Linked DNA regions of Homo sapiens: regions 2 and 3 are each linked to region 1. The links are chromatin contacts, found by Hi-C or POLR2A ChIA-PET in ENCODE. All regions are on one chromosome and are shown on one strand. The core of a region is the stretch at or near the end of the contact, and the rest is flanking DNA. Distances in the headings are between cores, read along the strand shown. Region 1 holds the start of MYH10 (myosin heavy chain 10). Region 2 holds the start of PIK3R6 (phosphoinositide-3-kinase regulatory subunit 6). Region 3 holds the start of MFSD6L (major facilitator superfamily domain containing 6 like).

Region 1 (4,151 bases), core at 1,044-3,543:
TGTTAAAATTATGTGAAAGTTGGCCGGGCACGGTGGCTCATGCCTGTAATCCCAGCATTTTCAGGGGCCGGGTCGGGCGGATCACGAGGTCAAGAGATCGAGGCCAACATCCTGGCCAACATGGTGAAACCCTCTCTCTACTAAAAATACAAAAATTAGCTGGCCGTGGTGGCGCGCGCCTGTAGTCCCAGTTACTAGGGAGGCTGAGGCAGGAGAATCACTTGAACCCGGGAGGCGAAGATTGCAGTGAGCTGAGAACATGCCAGTTCACTCCAGCCTGGTAACAGAGCGAGACTCCATCTCAAAGAAACAAACAAAACAAAACAAAAAAATATATATACACACACATATATATACATATATACATATATATACACATATATATGCAAAAGTTTTTGAATTATGAGAAACTACTGACTCTGTGGCTTACAGTGTTATTCGCGAGTGGATGCACTAAGCATAGAACATTGCACTGAGAAATGACTTCGGTGGCTGACAAAGTGGAGACTCAGGCCTCAGAGAGGGAGTCTTTGGTCTTCTCTAAACACATTTTAAAATTCATTAGAGGAATATCATTCATATATTTTGGAAAGTTAATTTGTACTCCATGTGCAGACTGCATTAGAAGGACAGACCTCTTCACAGAGCCAAGTCACAAGACACCTGGACACGGGGTAGTACCCCAGCAGGCAGGTGGGGGTGGGGGACCAGATGCAGCAGGACAAAGGACAAAACAGAGCCTGGTTCGGACTTCCCCAGGAAGGACTCTGCACTCAGCTGCCTTCCAGCCTCTTCTGAATTCCACCAACCCTTCCTTAGGACTTCCTGCCTTGTTTTTTGCTTAATTCACTTTTTGCCAGACTAGACGTTTCCTAGGCTTAGGCAAACACATCATTATCACATGTATTAAAATGCTCCCATAGCCTACATTAATAACTGATTAATAACTGCATCTTGCTGTGAATTTTTATGATCTTGACTTTCAGGTTTTGTATGAATAATTCATTTTGTTCATGTGATTTAGACTTTATTATATTTATATATAATTATGCAAGAGTTTTGTTGCAGTTGCCTAGATTCTGCAGACATTTCATTAAATTTTATTTACTTTGATTTTTCCAGTTTCCTTTCGTTATTTTGGGGCCACTGTTTTTCAGTCTCCAACGTTTTCATAAGCCCTAGGGGATATGACAGCGCTACAGGAATCCAGCCTTATATTCTTAAGAACCTCTCATAGCCCTTCACGTAGGGAGCTCTGATGAATGAATGAAGGAGCGACTGAACGAGTGAATGAATGAGGTGAATAAAGTTTCTTCCAAGTTTTCTCTCCAAGGTCGGTTCTCTTCTCATTCTTCTGGAATCTCAGCCTTGCCTGGAGGCTGGGCAGGAGAGCCTCTCACCCCGCTAACACCAAAACTGCGACCTTGGAGGACCGTGTCCTGCGCCTGGCGCTCGGCCGATCCCGGCAGAGTCCGCCTGGGGCCGGGGTCGGGACAGTGGCCGCAGCGTGGAGCGCAGCCGGGTCCCGGGCCAAACCCTGTGCGCATGGGCGGAGCAGCGCCCTCCCCCGCGTTCCTTCCCCCACTGCAGGTGAGTCGCAGCGCCGCGGCCCCAACCCCGCGCAGCCCCGGGGGTGACGTCAGGACTCTGGACCGCGCTCCGCCCCGCCCCTGCAGGCAACGCTGAGGGCCCGCGACTCCGCGGTGGAACCCCGTCCCGCTGCGGTACATGCCGGCTGCCGCAAGCACAGGGGGCGACCGGGCGCTCGAATGTGCTGCGGCTGCGGCGGCTGCCTGACGCTAGGACGAGGAGTCTGCAGTCAGAGCGCCAGCCTCCTGCCGCGGCCCACCTGCCCCGCGGCCCGCACAGCCAATGTCAGCGCAGCGCGCCGGCCGCCGCGGGGCCCGCACCCGCAGCCTCGCGGGATCGCCGGGCGTTCAGCCAGCCTCAGCTGTCCATCTACGCACGAGCCAGCCAATCCCGCGCCACTGCCCCGGCCGCACCTCCCGGAGCCTATGACGGGCGTAAGAGCCAGCCCATGAGATTGGGGCCTCTGTGGCCTGGGCTGGGAGCGGGAGCCAATGAGCGTCATTCCAGGTGGGTGGAGGGAGCCGGACTCGGGAAGGTAGCTTCGTTCGGGTTGCTAACGTCTTCCCTTGGAGATGGGCGCGCAAACCAACCAGTGGGTCTGGGGGCGGCGGTGATGGGCGTGGAGCTGGCCCAATGAGGGTAGGGGTGGGTGGGGCAGCCCCGAGCAGCAGTGCTAAAGGAGCCCGGCGGAGGCAGCGGTGGGTTTGGGACTGAGGCGCTGGATCTGTGGTCGCGGCTGGGGACGTGCGCCCGCGCCACCATCTTCGGCTGAAGGTGAGAGGTGCGGCTACCCGGGTCCGAGTGCACGGCCCAGGGCTGGGGGACAGTTTGTGGAGGGAGGAATGGCTCCTGGGCTGAGGGGTCCCGGGCGGCTCTGGAGGACAGGAACGGGGGACCGAAGCGGGAGCTGGGGAAGACAGAGGGGCTTCTGAGCTGTAGGGTTTGTGCTGCGGGGACCTTAGGTTAGTTTGAGCAGGGTCCTGGGCTGGGGGCACTGGGACCTCAGTGGGTGGAGATGGAGAGACTCCCGGAGGAGCGGGGAATGAAGTCCTTGTGAAACCCGCGGGGGTCAGGGCCTGGGTGTGCAGGAGGGCGACCCCTGGGGGGCTGGGGGATGGAGATCTGGGGGTGGGGACGTGAGGACCAGGTTCTCGGTGGGTGGGATCCCTGGGGGCGCGAGGTCGAGGGGCTAGTGTCCCGGCGGAGGTCTCGGCGTGCCCCGCGAGCCAGTGTCTGCCTCCCAGGAAGAGAGGGGATTCTAAGCGGGGCTGGAAAGCGCAGTCCCGGCGGTAGGGTGGGGGGGCGCTGGGCAGGAAGGGCCCCTGCGTGGGTTGCTGGGTGGGTTAGGCCTGGCGCGACCGGTCCCCCGCAGCACCAGAGGGGTTCACCATGGGCTTGGAAGGCGGGCGGCGCGCGCCCGACCCGTGGGTGGAGGGACAGGAGGGCATTGGCTCTGCGCGGCCGGGGAAGCGCGCGGCGGGTGAGGGGCTCCGGAGCCGGCCGCGGGCGTGGGGAGGGTCGGACTCCGCCGGCGCCGGGGAAGGAGCGCGGGAGGAGGGCGTCCTGCCGCGCCCTCCGTGGAGCGCCTAGGCCGGGGGTGGACGCCCTGCGAGGCCCAGGCGGTTTGAGGGGGCGAGGCGGGAAATGTGGCGGGGCGCGCTGCAGCAGGACGGCCGGGGGGAGGGTCAGCACTCGCCTCGGGATCCCTTTATTGTGTAAGCGAGCTGGGAATGGCTCGCCGCAGTCTCTTCATTGCCTTCTGCAGTTGGGGGTCACACCCTGATCCCATAAAATCGGACTGGAATTGGTTCGGAGGGAAGTTGAAGCCGCGGAGTCCTGGCATTTGTGGGGGCTTTGTGGGCCTGTGGTGGGCGGATGCGGCCCTGGGAAGCGGGAGGCCCCCAGCCAGGCCTGTTTGGAACTAGGGCCTTAGGAAGGAGGTTGGCGACTCGGCGGGTCAGACCGGGCTGGTGAGGTTTGGATAACGTGGCCTCTGCCTACAGCCGTTATCTCTGTTTCTTTAGGGCCTCTGCAGCTCCCTTCAAGATCACTGCGGTGGATGGAAGGGGGTGGGGTGGGCTGGGGTGGGGTAGGGGAAAGCAGGCGGGGTAGATGCAGACTGCAGATGAAACAAAGACTGCTGTTTTCGCTGAATAATGTAATACCAAACATAATACTTTGGCTTTGCTGAGATTTTGTTTTTTAACGTTGAAACTGAGGATTCTTTGAGTCAGGTTTAATTATTCTTGATAGTATCTCACTCTGGAAAACTTTATAATCTATTTATTGTTTTATCTCCTTCATCAATCTGCCTTTATTAATTATTCTTTGAGTCCCTTGCTTTTGATGTTTAAGTATGCCCTGCCTGTCTCGGGTTCTGGAAAAGTGGCCATTTTATGCATCTCCTTACTTCTGCATCTTAAATTCAGTTCTTCCCCGTCCTTATCTGGAGAAAGCATATGGTGTAATTGTGCGATATAGCACGAGCTTTGGCAGCAGAAGGATGTGACCCCTGCGAGCCTGGCTTTTCATTTGGGCTCCATAGGGAAATCATTATAACG
Region 2 (4,151 bases), core at 484-2,983, 240 kb before region 1:
TAAATAAGCCAAGCATTCTCTTAACACTCTTTCACCCTGTGATGGACGGAATAATGAACAACACTCTAGCCCCTGCTCTTTCAGGACTCATTGAGGGAGGAACAAGGCAGACATGTGAGCTGAGAACGCTAATACAAAGATGCAAGATAGAATGTGACTTCAGTCACATGAAGGGGACAGAAAAGAAGCAGTTATGGGAGGAAGGCACAGCAATAGAGTAAATGATTTACATTTCTGGACTTTTTTTCCAAATAGCTTCCTCTGCAAAATGAAAGGTCAGCATAGAACCTAGTCAAGCCCCTACGGGAAAGGATCAGTGACTTCACAGCCCCAAAGCTCTCTGAGTTGAGCCAAGTGACAAACTCCAACAGGCTTAATCCAAAAAAGAATGGAATTTATTGGATCATGTACAATGAACAGTCCAAGAGTAGATTCAGCCCCAGAATTTCAGGCATAGCTGGATCCAGCACTCAAACCCTGCTGTCAGCAATCTGTCACTCTCTAGAGCCATTTACCCATTAGGCCCAACGGGATGACAGCATAGAATCTGTGAGTTTTTCAAAGCTCTAGAAATGTGTCAGAGACTCTCCCAAATAGTGTTTGACTTCAAAATGTGAAAAAAAGAAAATGACAAAGTAGCAAATGTGTCACCATGCGGTTGATCAACTTCCCCCAGCAGGTCTACTGTTCCTGCCCAGCACTGCTCTCTCCTAATTGCCAAGGACAGCAGATGCTTCTTCATTCTCTTCACCTGTGTCCTCTCCACAATCATTGGCGTCGTTGACCATTGTCTCCTCCTTGGCATTCTGTCTTCTGCCAGCATCCCTGGCACTCCACTTTCCTCCTGCCTCTTAGGCTTGTTTTTTTGTTCTTCTCTGATAAATAATGAATGACAAGGGATGAGCCAGGAGAAGGGTTGGGAAGTGATTCCCACAGCCTGGATAGTTAAGAGACTGCAGTACTTCTGGGAGGGGCTGGAGTGAGGGGATAAAGCATGAGGTTGGAGTTTAGGGAGGGACCAGATCAAGAAGGGTCTGGCAAGTCACACTGAGGAGTTTGGCCATTCTCTTTAAAGTAATAAGGAGCCATTGAAGGTTGTAGCAGGAGTGTAACATGAATAGATTTGTGTTTCACTCTTAGAAAGAGACCTTTGGCTGTGGGGTGAAGGACCTCAGGCTATTGTAGTGTTTCAGGAGAAAGACCATGGTAGTCAGGTGAAACAGTGACAGCCATAGGGATGGAAGAAAGTGGAGGATCCATGACCTATTGACAGGGCTTGGTGCAGTTTAGATGTAACAGGCGAGGAAGAGGGAGGCGTTAGGATGATACCGAGGTTGCTGATTCTGAGGCAGGAAACAGAGAAGTGGGCTTAGAGGGAGAAATGATGAGCTCGGTTTGTACCTGTTGAGATGGAGGTGCTTGAGGGACATCTGGCTGGCCATGTCCAGGGGTGGGGGATGGTTGGTGAGTCTGGAGCTTGAGAGAGAGGTCAGGGCTCCCTGCATCAGTCCCTCCCCCGTCAACACCAGAGGGAGTCTCTTGGGAGGTGTCCCCCTCCTGCCCCATAAAATTGGTCACATTCGATCAGAATAAAGGACCTCCAGTGACCGTGGGTCATGCTTCTTTAGAAAGGATCCTCACAGCAAAATGCATTCTGGGAGGAGCTTCGAGGGCCACAAGGAAGGGGAAGGAAGAGGAGGGGACAGAGCTGTGAGACATCGAGCTTTTCTTTGCAGATCTGAAGAGCACAGTCAAGACCACAGACACCCGTGGAGGCTCCCCCAAGACATCTGCTTCTCTGGGACTGGGGACCTCGCTCAGGACCGTGGGGAGTTGGCTGAAGGACTTGGGGAGCCCAGAAGCTGCCACCGAACCAAGGTAAGTGCTGGCTTGGATGGAGATCGCCAGGCAGGCAGATCTGAGCAGAACAGATAGAGGGGTGGAACGGAGGGACCTGGAAGGGGAGCCCCTGGGGGGGCTGAAACACCCCTGGCTCTTATTTATCCAGGCTCAGGGCTGCCAGGGCCGTCTTTCTGAGAAGGGTGACCTCAGACACTGCAGGGTAATTCTGCCAAGTTAAGATTGTTTCAGCCCATTTTCACAAGATGAAAAGACACGGGACCCTGTGAGAAGGACTCTCCTTTCTTCTGGAATCCTGTACATGCTGTTAATAATAGGACTAATGATTGATGCCCGGTGCTGCAGAGTACACCCATTTTCCCATTTGATTCTCACCAGCATTTAGAGGTTGACTGGATAAGTGTTTTAGTGCCATTTTATAGAACAGAAGACTGAGGCTTAGGGAGATGAAGCAACTTGCCAAAGATTGCAGAGTGGGTTAGCAAGGAGCAGGACTCAGTGTGAAACATCTGGGTCCCAGTCTGTGCCCTTTCTGGGACATCATCTGCCCATCACTTTCCTGGGGAATTTGGTGAAAGTCATGCTGGTCTGGCTGATTCTCTTCCTATACACAAATCCAGTATCTTCTATGTGTGCCAGAGTCTGACCGAGGCCTGGTCTCTGTCCTTGAAGGGCTGACTGCTTGCAAAGAGGGTCTGAACACAGCTGCGAGTGACCAACTCAGAACCTTCAGGGTCCTCAGCGAGCCAGGAGGTGTGTGGTGTGTGCAGGATGAAAGAGACTGCAGGGTGCGGGCTCAGGGAGGGTCCCGTGGAAGGTGGTGCCTGGCTGAGGCTCAAGGGAGGACCTGGTGTGCAAAGAGGAGGCAAGAGGCACCTCAGCAATGGGGAGCAAAGTGTGCAAACCCCCAGAGGCAGGAAAGCAAGTGGGAAAGTCAGGTGTTGGGGGGAGCACAGCTAGAGGGGGTGTGTGGAGCACTCGCAGGCCGGTCCTTTTTTGTTGTTGTTGAGACAGTCTCACGCTTTTGCGCAGGCTGGAGTGTAGTGGTGCGATCTCGGCTCACTGCAACCTCCGTCTCCTGGGTTCAAGCGATTCTCCTGCCTCAGCCTCCCAAGTAGCTGGGACTACAGGCACACACCACCACGCCTGGCTAATTTTTTGTATTTTTAGTAGTAATTTTTTGTGTTTTCACCGTGTTAGCCAGGATGGTCTTGATCTCCTGACCTCGTGATCCACCCACCTCGGCCTCCCATAGTGCTGGGATTACAGGCATGAGCCACAGCGCCTGGCCCGGTCCATTTATTTATTTAGCTCTATGTGGTTTTCAAATATCATCTCATTTAGTCTCATGACAAGCCTATGAGGTAGGTGTTGTTGTCAGGTCCCCTTTAAGATAGGGAAACTGAGGCACGGAGGTTTTAAGCAAGCAGCCCAAGTTGCCCTATTAACAGGATTGGAATGCCACCTGCCTGGCCACCATGCCCCGCTGCCTCACACTAGAACCTGCTGCAGGCCCTACACTGTCTCCACGAAAGCGCCTCGGCTGACACGGTGGCTGCAGATGCCAAGCTGCAGTCATCGCCATCTGGTCCCTGCTGCATTCAGGCCCCACCTGAATTCAGATCCCACCAAGCTTCCCTGCCCCTGGGAACAATGCTCCCCCACCCCCACCCCACTGGCTCTTTCATATCCAGGTGTTTCCTTCCAGCCAGAAGCAGACACAGCTGAGGAAACAGGCCTGTCCTTGTCCACGGGGGCCAGCCAGGGCAGCAGGACCCTCACCTCCCGGCTCCTTGGGAATCTGAGAAGTAGACCTCATGGGGGCAAGGGCTAAAGGTTGAGGGGGCCCCCTCAGGACCCAGAGCTCTGTCCTCTCACTCCCTTAGTCCCTCACTGCCAGCTCACTCACCACACGCTCCGATCCAAAAAAAAAAAAAACACAGCTATGACGTCTGGCAAGCCTGAGCTGCCCCTGAAACCCTGAGGGCACGAGGCAGCTCTGGTGGGAGAAGAGGGGAGGCAACAGAGGCAGGTGACCCAGGCTCTGCAGGTCCCCTCTCTCTGTGCCACAGGAGTGGCTGGAGGACAGGAGGCAGACAGAGTGTGGCCCTGGGAAGCTCCCCGTCTTTTCTGCCAGGGCTTTATTCCTGCAGCTGTGGTATAGGGAGGCCTGGAAGCTCCACATCTTTTCTGCCCAGGCTTTATTCCTGCAGGTATAGGGAGGCCTAGGTGGTGGGTTCTTCTGTCTGAACAGCTTGTCCGAGAAGCCAGCAATGGTGAGCTGGGGGGAT
Region 3 (4,151 bases), core at 1,050-3,549, 170 kb before region 1:
CTGGGGTGCAGAGCCAGAGGGGTCCAAGGTCAGTCTTAGAGAGATTCCCTGTGCTTGTACAGGACATGGGAAGCAGGCGGAGATTTTCTCGGGTGGCTGAAAGCAGGCAAGCTCAAAGGGAAAATGGTGCAGCTGCAGGCAGCAGTGTGGAGCATGGCACCTGAAGGCCAGGTGCAGAATTGTAGGCACCTCCACAGACTCCAGCATGGTGCAGTGAGGGAGGGAGCCTGGAGGATGCCATTCACTCCATTCTCACTGCCCCCACCCTGACTGATGGTTTTACTTGCCTGAAGCAATCCAGGTGTTTAGCCCAAGTTCCTGGGCAACATGGGCAGCCAGAGGCTGGGCGGGGCCCTTGGTCTAGCTCCAGGTGCACCCTGCAGGCCCCAGGACATGCCCCTCGCACACCTGCACATGTCCAGGCACATTGGAGTCTGACATCTGCCTCCCAGTGGAGATGAACCCAGGACAGGTCAGGACTGAGAAGTGGATGGATGCGCTATCCTCCACTGAGGCTGCCCACAGAAGAACCCAGGGAGGGGCAGGAGTAGGGCAATCATTAGTGTGACTGAGGTGGTTTTAAACCTGAAATGATTGCAGTAGCACTGAATTTGAGTGAGTTTACCTGGAGGAGACTAGATTTTATTTTTCCTGCCATTGGTATGATATAAACGGATTCATACCAATTTCATCACCAATCATTAGGTTTTCAGTAGATGTCTGCAGAGTTTACCAGTTTTTTAGGTTAAGTGAGGCCCCTGGGCCTGCTCCCCAACATACTCTCTACCAGCTGACAATGCAGGCAAGTCATAGGCCGAATTCCCTTACACATAGACATGTGTTGGCAAGCAGTTCCACTCCACCCCCAGCCAAATTAGGTGCTCTGAGCAAACCTTGTATGAAAAGTTTACTGAATCAGGAGCTGCACACTGGACCATTTTGAAGCAAAGCCTATAGCATCCTTCCAAAGGGTTTGGACTACTGGCATCTCTAGATTTTTTTTTTTTTTTTTTGAGACGGAGTCCCACTCTGTTGCCCAGGATGGAGTGCAGTGGCGTGATCTCGGCTCACTGCAAGCTCCACCTCCCGGGTTCATGCCATTCTCCTGCCTCAGCCTCCCAAGGAGCTGGGACTACAGGCACACACCACCACAACCAACTAATTTTTTTGTATTTTTAGTAGAGACAGGGTTTCACCGTGTAAGCCAGCATGGTCTCGATCTCCTAACCTCGTGATCCACCTGCCTCGGCCTCCCAAAGTGCTGGGATTACAGGCATGAGCCACCGCACCAGGCCATCTCTAGATTATTATAGCCTGTTCCAGCAAGAGAGGAAATGCCTTCAAAAAAATTATCTCCAATCCAGGTGGCTTGGACACCACTAATTTCACCAGTGAAAAACTATTTCTAATATCTATTATGTCCATTAGTGAAGACACTTCTGTTGATTTAAGATTGTCGACGTGCTTGTACTAGCTGTCTCTGTCTTTTTGATGAAATGCTAGCTAACCACCTCAAGTGTGTGTACTCTCAAACAGGGCACCAGACCACCCTTAGGTGTAGGTTAAAACTGTGCAGCACATACATATGGCTCTGGGGACTGCCATGTGCTGGCGATCGGCTGCAAGGAGTTCCCCTGGACGACTGCCATCAGCTGTCAGCCCTCCTTAGGGACTGTCCCAGCTGGAGACAACCATGTCACCCAAGGTCATGCCATTTCCGAGGGCAGTATGCATCCAATGAAACAATTCTAGGCCCCGGGGACAAAAATACCTGCCTTCCTGGAGCTTGGATTCTGGTGGAGACAGACAATAAACAAAGTCAACACATGAAATATAAGCCCGTAGTGCCTTGGTCAGTGATAAGTTCTAGAGAGAACGATCAAGTAGGGCAGGGGAGTGGGAGTCTTGGGGGCGGGGTGGGTACAGGGGTATGGGATTTGCGATGTCAGAGTGGACCGTGTTGATCTCTGTCTGTGGTTGGTCACTGATCAGGGTGCATTCCAGTACAGACCTGAAGAAGATGAGGGAGACAGCCTGGTGGATACCATTCATTCCATTCTGGCTCCCCCCCACGCCGACTCTGACGGTTTTACTTGCCTGAAGCAGTCCAGGCGTTTAGCTCAGGCTCCTGGGCCACATTGGCAGCCAGAGGCCAGGCGGGGCCCGAGGCCTAGCTCAGAGCGCACCCTACAGGCCCCCGGACGCGCCCCTAGCGCACCTGCGCACGTCCGGGCAGGTGGCCCGCGGAGGCGGTGGGACGTGGCAGGTGCGGCTCGCAGGTGCGCTGGCCCCGCCCCCACCTTCGCCCCCGCCCCGCCTCTCCCTCCGGGCGGGGCCCCTTTCGGTCCAACGGCAGGACCTGGGGGCTGTGGCCGGGGGCGGCCGTTGACCTGGTGACCGCGGCGCCGCCCCAGACCGGGGGCGCAGTCCCACTCGCTCCGAGCCCCGGTCCCCCAAGCCTCCCTCCCGGGTACCTGGGGCCGCGCCCGCCCTGCGCCCAGCTCCGCCCTCCGTCGGCCCAGGCCTGACAGAGCCCGGCAGCCATGAGTGCCAACCCCCGGTGGGACATCAGCAGGGCGCTGGGGGTGGCCAAGCTCTTCCACCTGGTGTGCGGGGTGCGGGAAGCCTGCGTGACCCCGTTCCTGACCCTTTACCTGAGGCAGCTGGGCTTGGCCGCGCCCTGGGTGGGCACCCTAATGGGAACCAAGCACCTAATCGCTGCCTTCTGGGCTCCCGTCTGTGCCTTCCTGGCCAAAAGCTACCGGAAAAGGAGAGCGCTTCTGATCGGCTCCCTGCTCGGCTCGGTGGGGGCCAGCCTGCTGATGGTCCTGGTCCCACCGGTAGACAAAAATCGGGTGCACTTCCCTTGTAATGGAAGCAGCGGCCTGACCAGCACAGACGCACTCCCGGGGGTCACGCTACCTGTGAACATCACCTCGGCCCAAGAGTCTGCCTCCAGCCACCCAGCCAAGAGGACTGCAGAGGTGGAAATGCCTGGCTTCAGAAACCCACCTGGTGAAAGTGACCGAGAAACTTTCCGTGATCTGCACGTCTACTTAGCGCCCTCCGTTGAAGGAGCTAGGACCACATCCCAAGCTCTCCTCCATCCTGTCACTTCGGGGCTGAAAGATCATCCCTGGGAAGTTACTTTTGAGGTGGTCAAGACAGCCCTCCCCTTGCTTCCTGGGGGGAAAGGGCCCGGGAATCCAGCCAATTTGTCAGGGACCAAGGGGAAAGCCTGGGCTTTTGACCTGTCCTTGGAGGCGTTGCGGCGGACTTTTATCCTCTCCTTGGGGTCCGTGGCGTTCTGGGAGCTGCTGACAGCGCCTCTGGAGCAGGTGGCAGATGACAGCCTTTATGAGTTCCTGGATTTTGTGGATGCCACTGACCGATACAGAAGCCTGTGGGTCTGGAGGTTGCTGGGCATGTCGGCAGGCGTGTGTGGCATCACAGCCTTGGTGGGGCAGCTGGACTGCTTCCTGATGACCAGTGGCCCCCGAGGTGTGGTCCACTTCTATGGGTACTCGGTGGTCAGCACCCTGGCCTTACTGGTGAGCATTGCCTTTCCCATTCCCATCTGTCAGCAGTGGGAGCCCAGCTACAAAAGGGTCAAAGCACTGTCCATTGTGGGGGGTGACCCCCACCTCATTCTCCTCGCCTCCACCACTGTTTTGGTAGGAGCCATCGTCAGTACTGTCCAGAACTTTCTGTTCTGGCACATGAAGGACCATGGGAGCGGCGAGCTGGTCATGGGTTTCTCGGTCGCCCTCAGCTTGCTGGGGGAAATTCTGCTTCATCCGTTCAAAGCTACATTGCTTAGGAAACTGTCCAGGACGGGCCTGGTGGGGCTGGGGCTGAGCTGCCTCGCTGGGCAGCTGCTGTACTACTCTTTCCTCTGGAGCTGGTGGTCCGTCCTCCCCATTCAGATCTTGAGTGCCATTAGCAACAGAGCTTTGTGGTGGGCTGTGGGGGCCTCAGTAGAGGACCTGGCCACTCCCCGCATGGAGAGGGCTCTGAGTGCCTTGTTCCGAGGCCACTTTTACGGGAGTGGCTGTAGCCTGGGCAGCTTTGTCGGGGGCTTCGTGGTGATGCGCTTCAGCCTGGCTGTGCTCTACCAGGCCTGCTGTGTGGCCCTGTTGCTCTGGTTGGCC

Evidence for each region. Hi-C counts contacts between places; a loop is a spot of excess contacts on that map. ChIA-PET counts read pairs that join two places held with the same protein, here RNA polymerase II (POLR2A). Pooled maps may share reads with other maps.
Region 2: a pooled map shows a loop between it and region 1 (2.7-fold over the local background). The contact joins the promoter of PIK3R6 here to the promoter of MYH10 in region 1. A Hi-C loop is called at or near these places in 4 of 50 pooled maps. POLR2A ChIA-PET finds 5 or more read pairs at or near these places in 2 of 52 experiments (BJ and OCI-LY7).
Region 3: POLR2A ChIA-PET joins it to region 1 with 14 read pairs in WTC11. The contact joins the promoter of MFSD6L here to the promoter of MYH10 in region 1. A Hi-C loop is called at or near these places in 1 of 168 maps with a recorded cell type or tissue (MCF 10A), 1 of 37 single-sample maps with no recorded cell type and 3 of 50 pooled maps. POLR2A ChIA-PET finds 5 or more read pairs at or near these places in 2 of 52 experiments (both WTC11).

The regions. Positions count from the first base shown.
Region 1 is chr17:8,628,867-8,633,017 of GRCh38, reverse strand. MYH10 (myosin heavy chain 10) reads left to right here and starts at 2,293. Exons shown (of 43, transcript NM_001256012.3): 1 at 2,293-2,364. RefSeq lists enhancers at 593-887, 1,586-2,363, 2,364-3,141, 3,142-3,920 and a silencer at 1,422-2,101.
Region 2 is chr17:8,865,256-8,869,406 of GRCh38, reverse strand. It overlaps PIK3R6 (phosphoinositide-3-kinase regulatory subunit 6), which reads left to right and starts at 1,733. Exons shown (of 20, transcript NM_001010855.4): 1 at 1,733-1,878. It overlaps LOC107985071 (a long non-coding RNA gene), which reads right to left and starts at 1,633. Exons shown (of 2, transcript XR_001752787.2): 1 at 1,402-1,633; 2 at 374-875. RefSeq lists enhancers at 1,605-1,754, 1,785-1,964, 3,788-4,137.
Region 3 is chr17:8,797,513-8,801,663 of GRCh38, reverse strand. MFSD6L (major facilitator superfamily domain containing 6 like) reads left to right here and starts at 2,299. Exons shown (of 1, transcript NM_152599.4): 1 at 2,299-4,151. The coding sequence starts at 2,544. RefSeq lists a silencer at 2,166-2,225.